2 separate regions of the Homo sapiens genome follow, and region 1 is linked to region 2. Evidence: chromatin loops called from intact Hi-C (ENCODE). Cell type or tissue: K562. All regions are shown on one strand. Links, peaks and the distances in the headings refer to the core of each region. The heading gives the core; the rest is flanking DNA. Region 1 overlaps KRT13 (keratin 13). Region 2 overlaps LOC105371777 (a long non-coding RNA gene).

The links. A loop is a pair of places that touch in the nucleus more often than their neighbours do. Peaks named below come from ENCODE experiments on the same cell type or tissue, not always from the same donor. Only the 100,000 strongest peaks of a DNase experiment are listed, where the experiment ranks them.
Region 1: a loop joins it to region 2, with 4 times the contacts of the local background. A loop is called at or near these places in 24 of 110 quality-filtered maps.

What each region holds. Positions count from the first base shown.
Region 1 is chr17:41,490,600-41,501,693 of GRCh38, forward strand. KRT13 (keratin 13) reads right to left here. Exons shown (of 8, transcript NM_153490.3): 8 at 10,382-10,763. The coding sequence ends at 10,657. Among named protein-coding and RNA genes, the nearest start is that of KRT36, 6.2 kb to the left of the region's middle. In K562, for the core only: a CTCF peak has its summit at 6,301 (motif pointing left); DNase peaks (open chromatin) are centred at 6,342 and 9,632; H3K4me3 peaks cover 362 bases.
Region 2 is chr17:40,903,129-40,914,222 of GRCh38, forward strand. All of the region lies in intron 1 of LOC105371777 (a long non-coding RNA gene), which reads left to right. Among named protein-coding and RNA genes, the nearest start is that of KRT20, 23 kb to the left of the region's middle. In K562, for the core only: a CTCF peak has its summit at 6,342 (motif pointing right); a DNase peak (open chromatin) is centred at 6,373; H3K27me3 peaks cover 2,785 bases.

The DNA of each region.
Region 1 (11,094 bases), core at 2,077-10,076, 590 kb after region 2:
CTGGGTACCCAGAATTTAGGGACAGGAGACATAGTTCAAATCCTGGCTCTGCTACTAATTTGCCCTGTGATACTGAGCACATCATTTCCTCCCTGGGAACCTCAGTGTTTTCACTGGAACAGTAGAGATTGTCCTTCTGTCCCGCCTGCTTCACACAGATATAAGGAGGATCGAACAAGAAGTGAAAGTGTTTTGCAAGCCACTGGGTCCTGCAGAAGTGTTGGTTGGTTAGGTTAGGTTAGGTTAGGTTAGGTTAGGTTAGGTTAGGTTAGGTTAGGTTGACAGTCTTTGATGATGGTTTATGGCTGTGACCAGCAAAGGTTCGTGAGTGTGAGCATTCACATGGCACTGCTGAGAATGGTCTGTCTGCCCACTGGGCACAGCAGGGTGGCAGTGGGAGAAGGAGATGCCCCATAGCCAGTCCCTCAGTCAATGAACACATCATCACAGACTCCTGCTATTATGGAATCTGCATGCTTGGATCACTGGGCAGAGCTGGAGGGCAGTTTCCTTTGTGGCCGTCAGCTTTTTGAACCTCATGGGTAGAATCAGGACCCTAGAACAACCTGCTCTGACCCTCCTGGTCCCTTAACAGGTCACAGAAATGGCCAATGGCAGACTCTTTGGACAGAGGAGGAATACAAAGAAAAAAGCTAAATACTGCCAGATAGTTAAGCAAGCCGAGAGAGAAGAACCTGAGAATTGGGGACCAAAGATAAACCTGGGTCTTCCGCCTTGAAACATGGACTTTCCCAAGGCTTGGGAAACCTGCTCACTCTGCCCCCACACACGCTTGGTTTGCAAAGCTGGCGTTTATGGAAGCATTTATGTGCTTCTAAGGTTGTAATTTGCCAACCTCTTAAAATGTTTTATAAGCTTCTCTCTGAAATTATCCAGGGAGGATTGGCTGTGGTGAACATGCCTCTCCCAGCAAGGTGGACACCTTGACAAGATGTCCAGGAGCAGCTGGCAGTGGACCCCGTGCAGCCCCTCTGGGAGCAAGAGCACAGCATCAGCCCTCCAGAGCACCAGCTGCCCCAGCAATGGCTTCCTCACAGCCACCCAATCTCCCCAGTTCTCCTGGCAGGGCCTAGGATTGGATTGTCATGGGGTTTCCCAACCTCAGCCCTTCGTGCCAGGTCATTCTTTGTTGTTTAGGGCTCTCCTGTGCTTTGTAAAATGTGTGGCAGTATCCCTGGACTCTACCACCAGATGCCAGTAGCCACCCCCTGCCCCAGTGTTGACAACCAAAACTGTCTACAGACATTGCCAAATGTTCCCCGGGTTAGGAGTCAGGGGGCAAAACCACCCCCAGTTGAGAACCATTGGACTATCAGGACCAAGACTGGGGCTCCGACCCAACCTCCCCTAAGCACCCCTGACTTTATTTTCTGGGACAACTAGCGTGGAGTCTGGCTGTCTCTGTTGGGCCCACTCAGGCAAGTCCTCAATACACCCATGCCTCGGTTTCCCTTGTTCATGACACAGCGTGCTTGTCCTGCAAAATGGGCCATAGGGCAGCCCTCACCAAGCCCTTTGCAGAGCTCTTCTCTGTTCGGGATCTCTGGCTGGTAGGCATCTGAAGTTAATATTCTCATTTTCTTTTTTGTTTTAACCCCTGTACTGTATGATCCATATCTGAAGCTGATTCTAGGTTTCTCTCAGGACAACTGAATAAGCAAGGAGTCTGCTAATCCGAATATCTAGATGTCCCCATCATTCTCACCTGAGCATCAGGAGGGACACTGTGGACCAGAGAGGTGCCTCTAGGGTTGTGGGGAGAGGAATGTACCTTCCCTGGAGCAGGTGACCAGCTCGTCAAAGGTAAAAGTCTTTCAGCTGCCCTCAGTGTCTTGCCTTTTTCCTTATTGTTGACTGCACAGCCAACCCCCCGACCCAAGGGAAGGGCCCTGAGCCGGGACTCAGCGAGAACTAAGTTCAAGCTGCTCCATCCCTCTGAGCCTCAGCTTTCACAATAGGTCTGTGGAGGTCATAACACCACAATCACGGGATTGTGAGAACTACATCCAAAGGGGCTGGATAAACAGGAAGTCGTTTCACAGATTTAAGAGACTGAAACTGCTATTAGTACCCATATAGTCAGAACCCCAGTCCAATGCTGTTTCCAGGGCACAAACCACTTGCCCTGGTTTAATGGAATACTAATTCAGAGGCCTAACCCAGCTGTCAAAGAAAAGACAGCTACTCGAAGAGGCATGGTCTAGGATTGTGTCCAGAGCTGCAACAGTCCCCTCAGCTAGAAGTCTCCATCTGGCCTCTGACCCTTACTCTAGAAGCTTCCAAAAGCCCTCACACCACCTGCAGGCTGCAGTGCTGACAGGATGACCTATCCGCCATGATCCCAGCTTGGGGGCAGGAGGAAGAAGGGGAATGCCGCCATAGGAACAGAAAGCATCCTGGCCTTTCCCCACGCCCATCTTGGAAGGCTGCCAAGTTCAACATCAACTCCTGAGTTTCTGGCCCCTTCTTTGGCAGAAAGAAGTCTGCACACTCAAATGAACTTCCATCTGAAAACCAAGGTTCTCCATGGGCAAAGGCCTGAAATATCAAGCCCAAGTCTCCTTCTGCCCAGCTCTGAACAGTCCCTTCCATGCACAAGGCATTGCTGTCACAGTGTGCCCAAGGAGGGAGTGAGTTCTTCAAGCAGGGTGTCTCTTTTTATGCTTCTCTGGGCTTTGGTCAGAACATGCTGGTCACCACTACCCAAAGGCCCCAAAGATAGTGAAGCAAACAAACCAGACAGCAGCCTCTGGGATGGCCAGGCCAACCAGAAATGGGCACAGACAAGAATAAGATCTCTGCAGAAGGCCAATGGTTGTCTCTGTTAGAGCAGCCTGCTGGTTTCAGCTCCATCTTTCTGGTTTTCTCCTACTGCCTCTTCCACCCTTGAGGTCCATACACCCAGATCCTAGAGAATTTCCCACCAGAAGAAGCACCTAAGAAATGTTCATTCCATGTTTTAACCTCTTCAGATCCACCCAGCACCCAACGGTCACCCAGGACCCTGGGAGACCCACAACTCATTCTCATTTCCTCCACATGACTAAATTTTCCTTGGAACGAAGAATGTGTTCAAGTGACAAAGCACCTGGGAGCCCTGGCCCCTCCCCTGAAAAGCAGGGTTCTATATATTCTGTGTCAAATAACCCCATCAACAGCTCATGCCAAATCCACTGTCAACTTACATTAGATTCTAGTGCCGACATGCAACAACAGGTACACAAAGTTGAAGAAAGCCTCACAGAAAGGGGAAACCCTACAATTAAGCCCTTTCTAGCCACCAATGTAATTTTTCCAAAAACTCCAGGAAAAGTCTCGTTTATTCAGTTTTGTTTTTGTTTTTGTTTTTGTTTTTGTTTTTTGAGACAGAGTCTTGCTCTGTCACCCAGGCTGGAGTGCACTGGCAAGATCTCGGCTCACTGCAAGCTCCGCCTTCTGGGTTCACACCATTCTCCTGCCTCTCAGCCTCCCGAGTAGCTGGGAGTACAGGTGCCCGCCACTACGCCTGTCTAATTTTTTGTATTAGAGAGGGGTTTCACCTTGTTGGCCAGGCTGGTCTCAAACTCCTGAGCTTGTGATCCACCCGCCTCGGCCTCCCAAAGTGCTGGGATTACAGGCGTGAGCCACCGTGCCTGGCTGTTTATTCAGTTTTGATGGTGGAAAACTCAGGGCCATTCACAGACCTGATAAAGAAAGGGTTGCCAGATTTAGCAAATTTTTTAAATGTGGTATTAGGAGCATACTTATAGGGTGTGTGTGTGTGTCTGTGTTGTTGTTGTTGTTGTTGTTTGTTTACCTGCAATTCTGATCTGAGTGTCCTGTGTCTGAAACCCTCAGTAAGGAAACATCACTGGTTGAGAGCCTTGGCCACACAAATGCAGCTCTTTCTTCCCTCCTTCCCTGATGGCCTGTCACCATGGCTGGCTGTTCTCAGGGTCAGACACAGAGGGCTTCCCTTGGAGAATCGTGCCTTCCTGTCCTCTCACACCCTGCTGTCAGTGGCTGTCATTCTTGCCCTCCCAAGTCCAAACAGTACTTGGAGATGCAGAAGCTGAATTATCCTGCCTCCCATCCTGGCCACCTCAGTGACATTCCATCCTGATGGCAGCTGCCTTCAACAGGGTGACTCAGACCTTCCTGGACAAGATTTAGCAAGTCTCTCTCTGCTCCATTTCCCACCCCCCAGCTTGTGCCCCAAATGTCCACCTGCCCCCTGCTATCACCCGGCCTCACCAGGTTCAAGACAATCTGAACATGACTCAGTGGTGAAGGAGGTCCCCCCCACTGCCTGGCTGCCCCTCCACAGTGTTGGTCCTGGTCCTGAGCAGTGACTCCTCCTGAGACTCTGGGGCCCTACAAGGAGCATAGGTCCAGCTTCCCAACCTGCTGTTCCTGGCCTGTTCCTGAGCCCCCATCAGGCCTTGACCTTCATCGGGCCTTCAAAGTCCCACTTGACCAGGCCCGGAGTTACTCTAGAAATCTCATCTCCCCCAAAATACAAAAGTATTTTCTCTCCCCCTGGGGTGTGGTTTTTGCACTTGCCCAGGACTTCAAGGTTCTGCTCCAAGCTGCTTTTGCCGTGGCAGATGCCCAGAGAGCCACCCTAACTCCAGCCTTAAGCCATACCTCTCTGGTCCTCTTGTGGCCAAGCTCGGCCTTCCACATCTCAGGGCCCACCACCTTCTCCCCTGGGGCCAGCGCTCCCTGCACAGCTGCACTGGCTGCCAGCTCCCATCTGGAAGAGTCCACAGTCTCCTGCTCAGACTCACCGAGTCCCTAACTCCCCCACCCCACTTTTATGGTTGGAGCATTTCAGAGCGTCCTTTCTCTCCTTGGTGTGCTTGAAGAAGCTGTGATTGTGGGAGATGCACAGCCAGGCCCACTGGGAGAAAAGAGCTGGTACCTCAGTGTCTAGCGTCCCCTTGATTCAAGTATCACTTAGCTGAACCATAAAGCGAATTTTCCAAACACCCTGTTTGATTGGACTTGTAGTCTGCATTTACAGGGGCCGGCATGCAATTGATTTGACTCTCTTCCTACGAACAACAGCGTGTCTGCAAACCAGACTGCGGGCTCCGGGCTGTAATTAACCATGCCTGACACTGTGGATTTTACTTTCAAACTGGTCTGAGATCCTTGGATGAAAGAAGCCACAGTCATTATGACTGTTCATAAAAAGGGATACCAGCTCTTGGCCAAGTCCCCCAAATACCCACCCCCAACAGGTGCCTGTGCAAGTCTCAGCAGCACCCGCCACCTGCTTATTTTCTTTCAAACTCTGCAGGAGGATGGAGGGTGTAAAGAGTGCCCAGCTCTTTTGAAGCCCCCAGAGGAGCTGCTCAAAGGGACACAACCCACATATTCTGCTCTGCTCCAGCCACCAACAGTCCCAGGGACACCATCCAAAAGAGGCCAGTTCCCTGGGCCGCCCCTCAGATGCCCTGACCCAGGCAGGGAGGAAGGAAGGGCCCCCACAGCTGGATAAGAAAAGCTGGAAGTGGCCAGGCGCAGTGGCTCACATCTGTAATCCCAGCACTCTGAGAGGCGGAGGCAGGTGGATCACCTGAGGTCAGGAGTTAGAGACCAACCTGGCCAACATGGTGAAACCCTGTCTCTACTAAAAATACAAAAATTAGCTGAGTGTGGTTGTGCATGTCTGTAATTCCAGCTACTTGGGAGGCTGAGGCAGAAGAATTGCTTGAACCCAGGAGGCAGAGGTTGCAGTGAGCAGAGATCATGCCCCTGCACTCCAGCCTGGGTGACAGAGCAAGACTCTTTCTCAAAAAAAAAAAGAAAAAAAATCTGGAAGAGTCCATCACACCCATCGCCCTGCACCTCCTGCTGTGACTTTGCTTCCTAATCTTCCCCAGAGCTTCCCTTGGCTGGGACAGTGAGAGTCCCCTGCCAGGAAGGCCCAGACACCCCATCTCATACTCAGGATCTTCTATGGATCCTCAAAGCTATCACCCAACACAGAGGGGGAGCAGGCGCCAAGGGGGTCTCAGGCCTGGAATGTGCCTGCAGCCACACCCTGCCTGTCAAGGGTCTTCTGTGGATCCTCAAAACTATCACCCAACACAGAGGGGAACAGGCGCCAAGGGGGTCTCAGGCCTGGAATGTGCCTGCAGCCACACCCTGCTTGTTAAGGGCCCAGCTGGGGACCGGACGGGGCCCTATGTTGAGACCAGGCCCGGCCAGGACTGGGTCTAGGGCCCAGCCACTCCACCCTGTATCCCAGCAGGTGGCCATTGAGGCACTGATCTGCTTTCTGGGGTGAGCCTGCCCCCTGCAGGGCCTGGGCAGGACAGCCATCGCATTGAGGAGGGCAGCAGCCTGGCTCATTCCCCAGGGTGGAGCCAGGAAGAGAGGGAGGTGCCTATTGCTTGGGGTGAGGAGGAAGTGGCTGAAGCACCAGGAGTCACAGAACAGCGCCACGTCTCTCCACCTCTGTGTGCCACCCGCTGCCCTCCTCCCTCCAGAACCCGACCTGGCTCTGAGGTGCCAAGACACCCCAGGAACATCACAGGCTTGATTCCTTCATCCCCTAGGCTTTGGGGTCTGGGAGAGAGCCTCACTTCTCCCCCAGATTCCTGGAGCCGAATGCTTGACCCTTGGCAAAGGACCAGCCCCAGTCTTGGAAAGCACATTGGAACCACAGGTCCCAGCTCTCCCGCTGGGCAGGTCTTTGACCCCGTCCAGACCTCAGTCTTTCCATGTGTAAAATGGGCACAGCTGTGCCAATTCATGGGATTGCTGTAAAGATGAAATGAAAGAAAGGATGAGAGTAAAGGATGCGCTACTGTGTCCCCCTTTCCGTTATCTCTTTCATTCCGGCATCTCTTGTGCTGACATGGCCTCATTCACAATCATTGGCATGGACATTAGCCAGGTGCCAATGGAAAGGGGCTGTTTCCTCATAGCCACAGCACTGGGAATCAGCGGTGTGAGACTGGCATGGGCGTGGCACCTAGGTCAACCCTGGGAAGGGGAGCATTGACCCAGCAGGCCTGATAAATCTGCCCTCACTTGAATGGCCGCCCCACACCTGATAAAGAGTTGAGTCCCAGAGAGAATGAGGCGGATTCCCCACCCACTGCCTCTCCTACCCTTCTGACCAGAGAGCCGGGATGACCACCTGCTACTCCCAACTCAAGAAGGCTCCTGGGGTAGCTTTGGCAGAAACACCTGCTCTCGGCCTGCCCTCTGAGCTTCCCCGGGATTCCTGATGGGGCCACATAGGTCCTCAGATGGGGCCCAGCTTCTCAGTGTCCTTGCTGGGGTCTGGGTGAAAGGCTCCCAGGCCAGAGTCCCCACTGGGCCTAGAGTGCAGCTCATTTCACTGCTCCTGTGGGCAACTACCCTCACCCCCCACCAAGTTTTGCAAAACTAGCTCAGAGAATGAGGGGGCTGCCCCTAAACAGCCATGCCCGGGGTCTCAGGAAGAGGGGCTGCTCTGGGCCCCATAAGCCCTGGGATCTGGACCCCAGGGTGCCTTGGAGCAGCCAGGGTAGCTCAGCATTGAGACCCCAGGCCCCTCTCTCAGTCTAGGGTAGGGGCTCCTGTGCTCTCTGTACAATACTTACTTACCACTTTCATTTCCCATAGCTTGTATCTATTTATTCCCTCATTTCTCCATTCAACACATTTATTGAGCCCTTATAACGTTCTAGGTATGAGGATGAGACTGACGATGAAACCAGCCCTACCCAGAAGGAACGCATAGCTTAGAAAAGAGAACGAGAAAGATCATGACCAGAGGTATCTTGTTTACTGAGCACTTACTATGCACCAGTGACTGTTCTGAGCACTTGACTTTAATTAACCTATGAGGAAGGAAGACTTAGCAGATGAGGAAGTCAGGCCAGGAAGGTTAAGTAACTTGCCCAGGATTACAAATGCAGATCAGGTCCCTGTGGCTCTGGGCTCCACAAACATTGCACTCCAGTCATTGCTGACAGCACAGGGTCTTGCTGGGATCGGTGGGGAAGACCAGAGAAGACCCAGAGCAAACGATGAAACCTGAGCAGAGTTGTGAAGACTGTTGACTGTTCATTGCTGTGGGTGTCTCCTCCTACCTTCCTGTTAACCCGTGGACTCCTTGAAGACAGAGCCTTCTTTTCATCTGCCTCTCTTTCTCCAGGACCCCACACAGTGCTTGGTACACAGTGGTCACTCAATAGATAGCTGCTGACCAAATAGGTTACCAAAAACGTTAAAAGGTGCCGGGAGCAAGGGCATGTCCTGTTTCTCTTTAATGCCTTAGCTCCTCTGGTGCTGTTCCAGGCACGTGAACTTGAGCCGAGCCCCACCTTGTTCTGTAGGAACAAGTGGGTGGCGGGGTCTGGGGTGGGATTTGGAATGGTGGAGGGTAGACACCTTTCTGCTAGTTTAGCAAGCTGGGCCAGGCATGTCTGAGCAACCACTGTGTGAATAAGACAACTGTGTGCAGCCCATACTCAGGCTTGAGGTGGGGGAAGAGAAGGAAGACAAGGAAGGGGGAGACCACACAGGGGAGCAGCAGAGGGGAGGGGAGGGAATATGAAGATGGTGCCAGAGGAAGGGGGCAGATGGCCAGGGTGCCGGAACTCCATCTACCCTCTGCCTTAAGCCCCTTAACGAAAATCAAATGGCACTGGAGGGGCATTTCCCCAGTTTGTTCATTCACCTCTGCCTTTCATCAGCACTGACAGAGCCCACCTGCACTCTATTGGATGAGAGACCCCCCCCCCCCCGCCCGCTTTGAGGAAGGCACAGCCCTGCCTTTCTCACTGTCACTTCAGTGACACTTCAGCGATACTGTCAGTTCTAGGACAGGTGGGCACACACATGTGAACACCCAAGTGTGCCCCACCCCAGCCAGGTGCTGCAGAGGAGGGGGCATCCATCTCAGTCTGAATTTTGAATAAAAAACTGGTAGTCTCCAATAAAATGATGACAGGAGTGTGGAGAGAGAGGAGAGAAGAAGGTTGGGTCAGACAGAGGTCTGTCACCGAACAAAATCCCCAGGGTGCCCAGCCACCTGCCTGCTTCCTCAAGGGCAGTTTGGGATGGCAGGAATTTGGGGTGAGTGAGGGAGGCTAGTGTAGGAGCCAGAGCTGGGGAGAGGCCAGAAGAAGCTGCACCACCAGGACCTGGAGGCAGGCGAGGTGTCTAGGCTTTCCTCAGTGACCAGCAGGGAGCGATTGGGGTGTCTCTAAGCTGAGAAGAAGACTCAGTTTCCAGTAATCACCCCTGCTGGAGTGTGGAGCATGGAGGCAGGGAGGCCAGTGAGGAGGCTGTGGCCACGTGCCCATAGTTAGGACCAGGAAGGACATTATGGCTAATGCAGTGTCCACGGGAAGCATTGTGAAGGGGGTGAGGGACAGAGGAGGCCAGGATGACTCCTGGGCTCCTGGCTCAGCTTTCCAGGTTCTCCGGGATAAAGGGCAAGGAAGGAGCAGATCTGGGAGGATGATGGGAGCTCTTTTGCCTGGGTGGATTGAAGGAGGTGATGTCTGGCTCACTGTTGGCAATGGGAGTCTGAGGCTGGGAGGGGCCTCAGTGGAGATTCGAGTTTGGGCGTTATCAGAACATACAGGCAACTGTAACCATGGTTATGTCCTGGATGACCCACAGGGACAGTGAAGAGGAAAAAGAGAAGAACACCCACACCGGAATCCAGGAGGTGAGTCAACGTGCAAGGAGTGAGCAGAGCAGGAAGAGGTTGCGAATCAGAGCAGGGGCAGCCAAAGCGGCAGGGAGAGAGTGGGGAGCACAGAGAGAAGGGGCCAGGTTAGTGCAGCGGCCAGCCAGGGAGCTGGTCCCAGGAGTGGTTGGGAGTGGCAAGACCTAGGGGTGGGCTGGGGAGGACATTAGGAGTGGATGCCTCAGGCCAACAAGGAGCCATTTGCCTGAGAATAAACCTCTCTGCAGGAAGCAGGGAGGTGGCAGGTGGGGGCTGGGCCTCCTTCTCCCCAGATCACCCCTTCACTGGCCCCTTGCAGCCTGCCCCAGAGGCATCTGTACTTTTTGCCCATGTTTCACGCTCCCTTGACTCTACTATCAGCTGCCATTCTCACTGAACATCCTAATCTGCAAGGCTGTTGAACTGGCTCACGTGCCCCTGCGCTGTCTCTGGTGTGTTCCGTCTGTCCATGTCTGCTGGACACCATCGTCTGTGAGCTGCCTGTGTCCCCTGTGTTTGCCGTTGTTGTGTCTGTGTGCTCAGATGGCCCATGGGCCTATGTCTGTCCTTCCTAGATAGGAAGCTCCCCAGGCTTGTCGTTGTCTGGATTAGCTACTCCGCCCAGCTGTGTCCCCCTCACCCGCTAAACCAGGGCCCTAGCAGGGGCCACCTAAGAAACCAGGCCAGAATCAAAAATATGTTTGCAGAAAGGCAGGAAACTTTATTGAATAATCTTTTCTTTGGGGTAGAGAAGTTGAGAAACCAAAGCGTATCCAGGTCAGAGAGGAGAGAGATCCGACCGGAAGAGAAGAGCACAGAGGGCCCACCATCAGGAGAGAGTCAGGACAGGGGGTCCTGAGAGCAGAGGGACTGAGCCTTGGGTCCAGCAGCCCCTCCTCTCTCCTGCAGGGAACTGCCGGCTCTCTCCTCCTCTGGGTGCTGAAGACAGAGGGAGGGGACGCCAGGCAGATTTAAGGCCTACGGACATCAGAAGTGCGGCGACCAGAGGCATTAGAGGTGGTGGTAACAGAGGCACTAGAAGTCGTGGTAACAGAGGTGCTACGGGGGCTGACGCTTCCTGGGAAACAAGAGACAAGACATGCTCAGGCTGGAGAAGACCCACCTCAGGACAGGGCAGGGCCCCCCTGGAGGGCTCACAAACTCCTCATTAGTCAGGTGGTGCGTGGATGGAGACTCTTTATTGTCCCCAAAGATGGCTCTTCCCAAGACAGCCAAATAGCTCTGTGGGGCAGAGCCATCAGTTTCAAAAGGAAAATCAGTGAGCGAATGACCACTTCCACCCCAGCTCTCCCCCTCCCTACACTGGAGAGCCCAGCACTGGCTCCCTCCCTCCCCGCCAGCTCCCACCCCCATTGGGGCAGTGAATGGGAGGCTAACTCTGCCTCCCC
Region 2 (11,094 bases), core at 1,485-9,484:
AACTTTGAAAGAAGTCACGATGCTCTGACTAATTTGAAATTTATTTTTATTTCTGAGGGAGATTTGGACATGGAAAGGGATGGCAAGAAGTGAAATGGTTGAAAAAATAAAGAGTATGACATGATCTGGCAATTATTAACCTGGGGAAGTGAAGAGTGAAAGAAGAAGCAATCGAGCCACATGTTATCTCTGTAAATGGTGAAGTGACTCACCCTAGGGCTCACCAGGAACAGGAAGATGTCGTTTCTTTCTTGCCTCCAAGTGGCAAGCAGGGACTGTGTGTCCTTCATTCATAGCTGCTTGAGAATCAATTACAATAGGTGGGATGCTGTGATAGCCAATAGGGTTCAGAAATCAAGACACAGTCCATGATTCCGAGGAGGCGGCAGCCTAGCCGGAGACGGTGACTAATCGGGAATTATATATAATGTTCACGAAAAGATTTGTGGATATAGAGGAAGGATCCCCAAGTAAAGCTGGGTGGGAGGGAGTCATTGAAGTTTTCCTGAAAGTGCAGAGTTTGAGGGAGAGTCCAAGCTGGAAAAGCACAGGGACATGGAGGTGGCCCACGCATCCCTAAAGTGCAGCGATGAGTAACTGGTGGATAAGTCACAGCCCATAAATCTCAGAATTCATCCATTCACTCCACAAATATTTACTCAGTACCTGCTGAGGGCCTGGCACTGTTCTAGGCCATGAGGATACTTCCGTGAGCAAGACAAACACAAATTCCTGCTGACAAGGCTTCATTCTAGCAAAGGGATATAAACCCCATACAGATAATATATATGTAAATTATAAGACAATGTGATGTAATCACACTGGAAAGGTAGAGAAATGGCAACCGGAGGTGTGAGATGGTGTAAGAATCCTGTGATGCCATCTTCTACAATGGGGATTTAGGTCTTTAATGTCTTCTTTTTTTTTTTTTTTTTTTTTTTGAGACGGAGTCTCGCTCTGTCGCCCAGGCTGGAGTGCGGTGGCGTGATCTCGGCTCACTGCAAGCTCCACCTCCTGGGTTCACGCCATTCTCCTGCCTCAGCCTCCCGAGTAGCTGGGACTACAGGTGCCCATCACCTCGCCCGGCTAATTTTTTTTTGTATATTTAGTAGAGACGGGGCTTCACCGTGTTAGCCAGGATGGTCTCCAACTCCTGACCTCGTGATCCGCCCACCTCGGCCTCCCAAAGTGCTGGGATTACAGGCGTGAGCCACCGTGCCCGGTCTTTAACGTCTTAAGTTGATAAAACAAGAAATAGCAGTGTAAGCATATTCCTTAGAGATATGCAGGTTAATACCAGAAACAATAGCTAAAAGATTTCAGAGAGAAACATTCAGGAGTGGGGACACCAGGGGCTGCTATTTTTTACTATGAACCTTGTATAGTATATGATGTATTCATTCATTCACTCACGCATTCATTCATGAATTCACAAGTCTGTGTGAATATCAGTGTGTGCAAGGTTTTGTTGCAGATGCTGGGGATACAGTAGTTAAAAAAACACAAACGTTTCTGCCCTGGCGGAACTTAGATTCAGGGGTGGGAGCTAGAGGTGAAGGGAGTAGGTCAGAGGAGAAAAAGGAAGGGTGGGGAGGGCTGGGAAAGTTGCCCTTGTGTGTAGAGAGATGAGAATGGGCCTCCCTGTGAGAGTGGTATTTGAATGACAGCAGGAAGAAAAGAGCCATATGGCAGCTCAGGTGCAAAGGTCTATAGCAGTTTAGGTGTGAGTGTGGGTGGAGCAGTGGGGATGTGGGGGTGCTCAGGGATGGAAGGGAGGGTGGTGGAAAGGACCTCAGCAATTCGGAGGTGAATGGTGAGGGATGTGGATGCCATCATCCAGCAAGGAACCTGCCTTTTACTCTGTGATATGAGAAGCCACCGAACTTTGGCGATGGAGTAATTCCTTATATCTTTAAAAAGAGGCACAAAGACCACACCTCATAAATACTGACATCATATTAACAGAATAGATAATACACCACTTTTTCAAATGTATCTTTTTTTCTTTTAATCGCTGAGAGGGAAAAGTAGTATCAGTGGCAGCACACACACACACACACACACACACACACGGAAGAAATGGAAATAAAAGCTAAAGAACAAACTAGTAATGATTCGGAGTGAGACCCCTAACACCTCCCGAATGGGGGCAAGAAGCTCAGGACTCTGGTAGCCCAGGCAGAGTCTGAGTAACTGGCGTTGCCTCTCTTCATGCATCTACCTGATCCACCTGTCCTTCTACCCACCCCTCTGATCCCTAGGAATTCTGAGAGCCTGGTATCACCCAGGTACAAGATGAAGAAGTCTATTGTCCCCTAGAGGGTAAATGGCAAGAGGTGCAGTTTAGGAGGATTCTCAGTCTGGGAGGAGAAGCTAGCTGAGAGCTTGCCACAGATGTAAGCAGGAACGCCCGGCTGAAGTGGGAACGAGGCAGAGGCTGGAAGACACAGCAGAGTGCTGTGCAACAGATGCCGCCTGGCAGACATGGTGCTCTCATCACAAGAGACTGTTATTTGGTACTGAAGTAGCCTTCACATTCCATAGAAAAATGTCTTTCTATTTTTTATATTATACTTTAAGTTCTGGGGTACAGGTGCAGAACATCCAGGTTTGTTACATAGGTATTGATGCGCCATGGTGGTTTGCTGCACGCATCAGCCTGTCATCTACATTAGATATTTGTCCTAATGCTCTCCTCCCACAGCCCTCCACGCCCCGACAGTCCCCAGTATGTGATGCGCCTCCCACCCCCCGTGTCCATGTGTTCTCACTGTTCAACCCCAACTTATGAGAGAGAACACACGGTGTCTGGTTTTCTGTCCTTGTGTTAGTTTGCTGAGAATGATGCTTTCCAGCATCATCTATGTCCCTGCAAAGGACATGAACTCATCCTTTTTTATGACGGCATAGTATTCCATTGTGTATCTGTGCCACATTTTCTTTATCTGGTCTATCATTGATGGGCAATTGGGTTGGTTCCAAGTCTTTGTTATTGTGAACAGTGCTGCAATAAACATATGTCTGCATATGTCTTTATAGCAGAATGATTTATAATCCTTTGAGTATATACCTAGTAATGGGATTGCTGAGTCAAATGGTATTTCTGGTTGTAGATCTTTGAGGAATCGCCACACTGTCTTCCACAATGGTTGAACTAATTTACACTCCCACCAACAGTATAAAAGCGTTCCTAAGAAAAATGCCTTTCAATCCTTTACCTTATTCCATGATCACCAATTTTCTGATACCTAATTCAGTGTGCAGGCACATTGATTCCAAGACAGGTTCATGGTATAATGGCAAAACAACAGCAAGACAACTTCCATTGTAAATGAACGGGGGCTTCTTGTTCCTTGGGTTTAGCTGGCTCCATTCCCTTAGCTCCTGACCAACCTTGGTAAAATAAAATTTCTAAACCTTGAAGCTTGAGGACTGGACCTTTACCAACAAATGTGTGTTGAAGAGTGAGCATGGGAGGTGCAGTGAGTGTAGGGGCTCACCTGGAAATACTCCGCTCCTCCTAAGCATTGCTCCAGCGTGGCACCCACAGCCACAGAAGGAAGCACAGCACAGGAGATCCATCAGGGTGTCCCATGAAATGCTGCATCCGAAGCATGGGCCAAAATATCTAGACCTCAATGAAGAGCTATAAAGGGGTGTTAGGGGATACAGCATCTAACATAGAAAGCACGCTGTCCATGGTTATTAAGTGAATGCATGGATGAACAGGAGGAGTCCAAATTATCTGTTTTAAAGAGGAAGACATTTCTTTGTGTTTTTAATCCTTCTTGTTTTTATGGTGTCTACTACCAATTAAAATGTATTGTGCCATGTTTCTTAATTAAAATAAGAAATTTGATTGCATGTTTCTGTTGGTAAATGATCATACAAGAATCATTCATGTCAGCTTTGTTCTGGGAATGAACACAGGATATGGGGTCAAGATACGTGGGGTAACTCTGTTACCAAGACCTTTAAGGAAATAGTATTATTGAATAGAAAATGGAACATTTGGGCTCTGAAGTCTTATTTCATGACATTTAAAGTGTTTATTTAGCTCTGGCTTCCTCTGCTGGAAGATTGACTTTCTTATTTGCTCCTGTAACGGATGGATATGCTGTGTGGCTGTAGAGCTCCTTCCCTCCCTCCCTCCTTTCCTTCCTTCCTTCCTTCCTTCCTTCCTTCCTTCCTTCCTTCCTTCCTTCCTCCCTCCCTCCCTCCCTCCCTGCTTGCCTTTCTCTTTCTTTCTTTCTCTCTCTCTCTTTCTTTATTCTTCCTTCCCCCCTCCCTCTCTGTCTCCCTTCCCTTTTCTTTTCTTTTTTCTTTCCTTTCCTTTCCTGTTTTCCTTCCTTCCCTCTTTCATTCCTTTCTTTCCATCCCTAGTTTTCTTTTCTTTTCTTTTCTTTTTTTTTTTTTTTTTGAGGCAGAGTCTCACTCTTGTCCCCCAGGCTGGAGTGCAGTGGTGCAATCTTGGCTCACTGCAAGCTCCACCTCCCGGGTTCACGCCATTCTCCTGCCTCAGCCTCCCGAGTAGCTGCGACTACAGGCGCCCACCACCAGACCTGGCTAATTTTTTGTATTTTTAGTAGAGATGGGGTTTCACCGTGTTAGCCAGGATGGTCTCGATCTCCTGACATCGTGACCTGCCCGCCTCAGCCTCCCAAAGTGCTGGGATTACAGGTGTGAGCCACTGTGCCCAGCCTCTATCCCCAGTTTTATATTGAATTATAATTAGATTCAAAAGAAACCTTTCAGCCAGTGGTCCTCATCCTTAAACTGCATATTGGAATCTCCTGGGAGACGTAATGTTGTAGGCTAAGGATATAATTCAGGCTATTACTGAATTATAAAGCGTGCTGTGTTCATATCCTGGAGGATGGAATTGGGTCACAGTGTTTTCAAGTCTGAAAAATCAGATGCCATAGTTCTTTGTGTTTTTAAGTTAGAGTCCATTGCCTTAAGTCCTCATGGGCATTTTAAGAAATAGATCAAAGTATTTGATGAGCTCAGGGTATGGGCACCCATACTTTCTCCTCGCTTTATCCTTCAAATTAGTCTACTTAGAATTTGCTTTTAAATTTCTGCCTAATTTTAAAAAGACAATTGTGGGACTGAGTTGCTGTCCTACCCTTTTTCTTTAATTGTTATTTGACTTCAGACTCTTCCTATAACTCATGTGTGTGTGGGTGACACTCCTCTGAAAAATGGGCCAACAGAAGGGCTTATTATTTGGGCCACTGTGGTCATGAAACCCAGGTTCACATTGATTTTATTGCAAAATTTAGATACATGCACCAGTCCACATGTTAATTTGCTTAGTATTCTTACCTTTTAAAATGTTTTTGCTTCTCAGACCCTTGTGATTTCAAGTCAGAAGTCCCTGACCTCTTAATGCTTGTTTTTTTTTTGTTTTTTTTGACACAGTCTGCATCTATCCCAGCCTCAGTCCTCAACTTCCACTGCTCTGTGTAGCATAATCCCCATGCAGTCCCACAGTTACAGTCAACAGGGCCTTTCCTCCATCTATTAGCAAACATTCCTGTTCTTAGAGCCTCAGAGAGTGAGGCAATGACAGGATCACGATTTTAACATTTCCCCTTTCCTGAAGCTTCTTTATTGGGACACTGGTGTTAAAAAGGAAAAAAAAAAACAGCTTAATTAAAAATTTTTATGTATCATGTGGAGCAGGGTTGCCTAAATGAGAAAAAGATACTTGAAATCCCAGCCTCTATTTTCATCAGTCAGAGGAATTCAGAGGAGGCTCAGGAAAATTGTGAGGACAGAGGGCTGTGTCCTGAGTCCCTAGCCTACAATCCCTGTGTCCATCAGTCAAGGAGGGCAGCCTCATCACAGCTGCAGGCTCTCCTGCATATCTTTGTCAATTGTCGACCGACTAATTCTATTCAGGTTGCCTTTTGTAGGGGTCAGCAGAGTAGGATCCTGGCAATTTCATATGATTAAAACTATTTTGAACAAGACCCTTGGCTAGGATCTGTTTCAAACGATGAAGAAAGTTCTTTTTTCATTGTTACAGGAATTGTGTTTAATGAGATGTAGAAGGCTGTAGTGTAAAACTTTTTTTTAAATGGGGTTAGGAGGTTTAAGGGAGATAATTGAAAACCTGGTTATCTCTTGTTTTAGTAGTGGTTCTTTGCTGCTGTACATGTAACACAAACTACTTGAATTTCAAGATGCTACCATCCCTTGGGCATGAATTATGAATGTTTGATATTCCTTGATTCCATCACAGGACTTGTATGGTTGATCTTTGTCCAACCCGAGCCTTGGATCAGGAAAAAGGATGAGTTCGGGTTTATGTTGCCCTATAGCCAGCAGGGGGTGTTCGTGGCCTTCCTATTCCAAAAGGCCGCAGCACCCTCTCCCAGGCTCCGGGTGAAACTGGTTTGTGAGTCACCATTACCATCCTTCTTTCTCTGTTCAAATTGGCATTTTACCAAGAACAGCATTACTTCTGAGTGAGCAACAGCTGACCAATTATCTTGAAAAATATTTGGGAAGCTATACAATTTTAAAAGTGAAAAGCAAAATATATCTTCTATTTTTAACTTGTTCCCTAAACATGAATTACCTGGGGGAAAAGCAGATGCTTTTCAATCTTTTAAATGATTGCACCTATTCTAAACCATCCAGGTGTTTTTGAAATGACCCACAGTCATCTTTAATAGCATGCGAAGGGGCCAAGGCCCTCTCAACTTTAGATTTAATAGCCTGCCCCCTTCAATTGTCAGAGATATTGACAGAGATAGGCCTGACTGTTCTGCTGTAATTTCAACTCATTTTCTCCTGCTCTAATATCTATAGTACGGGATGGACTTTTTTTTTTTCTTTTCTGTAGAGGCCAGGTCATAAATATTTAGGCTGTGTGGGCTGGAGAGACTGTTGCAACTACTCAACTCTGCTGTCCTTGTGCAAGAGCAGCTGTAGACAATATGCAAACAAACGTTCATGACTGTGTCCTAATAAACTTTATTTGTAATTTGGCCACGCCCTATCTTATTGATAGCCCTCCAAAACGTCAGTATCTTCCATATATCTGTTATTTTATGTTGTTTATAAACTCAAACTCTTCTCCGATTAAGAGGAAAATAATCGAATCTGAAAGTCCCTCAGGTTCAACTCCTTTCCCAATGCCTGGTCCCCCTTATAACACTCTTGACAAGCATCTTTGCCCACTGCTCGGAACTCTCATGCTTTGTGTCTTCCCTGCAACACAAGCAGTGGCCCCGAAGAGCAGACAGCGTGATACAAATGCACAGAAGTTTTTAAGGAGATAGCACAACAATTTAGAAACTAAGGCTGCTGGAATGATGAGCTTTTAATCTTTTCATTCATCGCAGGGTTTAATCCATATTTGAAAAGAAAGATGCCACAGTATAAAGCTGACAGGCACTGACTGGCCTGAAATATCTCAGGAAAATCTGGTTTCAGATTTTTCTAGGAGTTGATCCAAGAACATTTTTCTTTCTGCCTTTTGATCTGTTGAAAGATCCACAAGATACTTGGATGCCTTGAAGACATAAATGCCAGTACAGAAATAAACTCTGACGAGTTGTCTTGTAAAGGGAGCCAGCTCTTAGAGAAGGGATCATTGTAAGGGTAGGAACTGAAACTTTTTTGTCTACTACCTGACATTCTCAAACCCTTCTTTCCTTTGTACTTTTTCTGTGAACAGATGGTTTCGTCCAGCTTGGAGTGGGTTTAGGGGAGACTGAGAAAACAAGACGGCTGCCTGCAGTTTTAGTCTCTCTTTACCCATCTTAAACTTTTTCTTCCCCTCTCCATTTTTGAGAGCAAGAGGTTACATGCTCCCTTTCCTCCTGTAGAAGAAACATTTAGCTGGGGCTGACACAATGGCGAGGACATGAGAAATGACCACAGGAGAAGCCCTGGAGGCAGAAGACTAGGTCTTTGCCCCTTTTACAGTGAGATAGTTTTATATAAATATCAGAGGTTACTGGAGGCACCCAAACAAAATTGAGGACAGGAAGCAAATATCTGAGAGGCTCCCAAACCTCGATGTACTGTGGGACCCAAACGAGCACGTGAATCCCTTCTAGATATCCTTTGGATCCTTTAAGAGTAGCACAGGCGGGGCGCGACGTTTCACGGCTGTAATCCCAACACTTTGGGAGGCCGAGGCGGGCGGATCACGGGGTCAAGAGATCGAGACCATCCTGGCCTACGTGGTGAAACCCCGTCTCTACTAAAGATACAAAAATTAGCTAGGCATGGTGTCATGTGCCTGTAGTCCCAGCTACTCGGGAGGCTGAGGCAGGAGAATTGCTTGAACCTGGGAGGCAGAGGTTGCAGCGAGCCGAGATCGTGACACTGCACTCCAGCCTGGCGACAGAGCGAAACTCTGTCTCAAACAAACAAATAAATAAATAAATAAAGAGTAGCAGATACCACTTATAAAGTTTTATTATAAAGAATTATTGGAGTTGGCTATGAATTCTCCTCCTTACTCACGTCTGGTGGGGCAAAACGGGGAGGATCAGATACTATGAAGACAAAGATACTGGAAATAGATCAAAGCCTTGAATTCCCAGCCCCAGACTCTACCCACCATGATCCCTACCTGCAGGGGTCTGGGTTCCTCTTGCCCAGCCTGCTCAATCTCTGACCCCCTAGCATGGGTCTCTGGCTTGCTCAGAGGTGCAGGCTCCCAGCTCCCCTTCTCCAGTCGCCTGAAGACTCAGTGGTTCCTCTCTGAAGGATGTAGTTTTAACCTTTGTTTGCTGTAAAAACATATAGCAGGCAAGTGCTTGTCACAAGGGGACTTATTTCTTCCTTCTGCTTCATGTGATGGGGAGGGTCCGGCTGTGGATATCTGCTGTGCTAAGACAGCCACAGTGTGGTCTAAGACAGAGCCTGGTCTTGGCCACTCTGATATCTGGCTGACTGAGAGACAGTGTGGATGGGTGGAAGAGGGCAGTCTTGCATGCTGTCATCTCCTCCCTAGGGCCCTATTGACCTTTGGTGGATCCACACTTGAGGTGTGGACAGAGGAGAGAGACAGAGAATGCCTTGTCTCCTGTAGAAAGGCCTCTTCTGGAAACTTCCAAGCACCTAACATTGTAGGAGGAGAATAGGAGACTGAGAGAGAAATATAAAAAGCCATGTTCCCACAGTAAGCTCTCCTACCACTGGCTCAGCCTCCTGTCCATTTGGGAATGATTAGAGATGCTACCTCCTTCCTCAGGGCTGCCAACTACAAGTGCGCAGCCTCCCCCAACTCTTAGCACTGTAGCCAGGTGTAGTTATAAATAAACGTTGGGGTGACTTATCCTTGTGTGATGTGTGTAAGTTAGCCCTTTCTTTGATTAACTATAAATACGTAAATTAGATATTCCCTGGTTTCCCCAAACACTGGTAGTAGTGAATTTTCTTGGAATGCCCTTCTTTGGTCTGCTGGCTGATTATTATTTTCAGACGACACTAATGACGGCCCAGGTGTGATGTCTACAAAGCCCCACATTAAGGCGCTTGCGTAGCAAACCTGCCATTCAGGTAATGACGGCCGCCCTCTGGAAAAACAAGCTGAGACCATACCGGGGAAGGCCTTGGATACTTGAGAAGGGTGTGAGGCCAGTCACAGGAGTTGACTCGGTGGAACGGGGCATAAGAGTTACGGGTGGCTTTATGAAGCTTTTGTTGAGTGTGGGAGGGTGGAAAGAGCTTTACTGAAGAGACATGTTTTCTGTTTCCCAGTTCAAATCAATTTCCTTATCATGATACAAGCAAGGGTAATAATTATTAGGATTATTTACCATGATTATGGGTGACAGGAATTGCAGTTGGGCAAAGGGACTCTTTTGTATATTGTAATTTCCTTCCCTAAAGTTCTAGCTTCCTTATTTTGTCTTCCTAATAGTGACTCACACCGCAGTAGGCAGGAAGCAGGTATTTAATGACCACTTCTTCACTGGTTCTTTATTCCAACTCCATTCATTCCAATACAAATTTCTTGAAAACAAAGAATAATGACATCCATAACACAAATGAAAGCAGCCTGTCTAAGCTGATTTAATTTAGTATGGAATAGGACGCAATTTCACAGTTAGAGTTATTGTTGTTTATTTTTTTTTATTATTTTTTTTTTTTCAGATGGAGTCTCTCTCTGTCGCCCAGGCTGGAGTGCAGTGGCGCAATCTCGGCTCACTGCAAGCTCCGCCTCCCGGGTTCACGCCACTCTCCTGCCTCAGCCTCCCGAATAGCTGGGACTACAGGCACCCGCCACCATGCCTGGCTAATTTTTTGTATTTTTAGTAGAGACGGGGTTTCACCGGGTTAGCCTGGATGGTCTCCATCTCCTGACCTCGTGATCCACCCGCCTCGGCCTCCCAAAGTGCTGGGATTACAGGCATGAGCCACTGCGTCTGGCTGTTGTTTTTATTCTTAAAACTTCAGCCATCATTTGGTTCACTGAAGAAAGAAATGGCCCTTGAAGAGAATTTAGAAAGATTTTTATAAGTGAATACTCACTTATACATAAATATAGACGTATATTTTTTAGTGCTAGTTAGCTAACACAATAGACAATCCTGGACAAGTGTTTTCCATCCTCTCCTGTGAATCTGATTTGTGAACCTCTCATAGCTTTTACTACGCATGGAGTCCAGGAAAAATTTGGGACAAAGTGATCGATCTTAATTTCTAGACTTCATTCTGTCTTCTGTTCTTGGTGAGAACCTAAGAAACATCTTCCTTCCAGGCCTGACTTAGTGCTCTTGCAGGTTTAGCTTGCTTGGAGCAAGACTGTGCTAGTGGGATTCTAACGATGCCACCTTTCCTGCTGTGTTGTTTATCCTGTTCAGTTGATAGAGGACCTATTGAGACTGGTTTATAGACACGACACTCACTGTGGGGAATGCATCGAATTGCTAATTGATCAAAATCACCCATAATCTTGCGACTCGTGGATCAGCAGCCTTAGCATCCTCTGGGAGCTTGTTAGATGTCCAAAATCTTGGGCCTCAACCCAGAACAATTAGATCAGAATCTGCATTTTAACAAGATCCCCATATGATAAGTATGCACATTAAGATTTCGGAAGCACTGACATATAAGGCT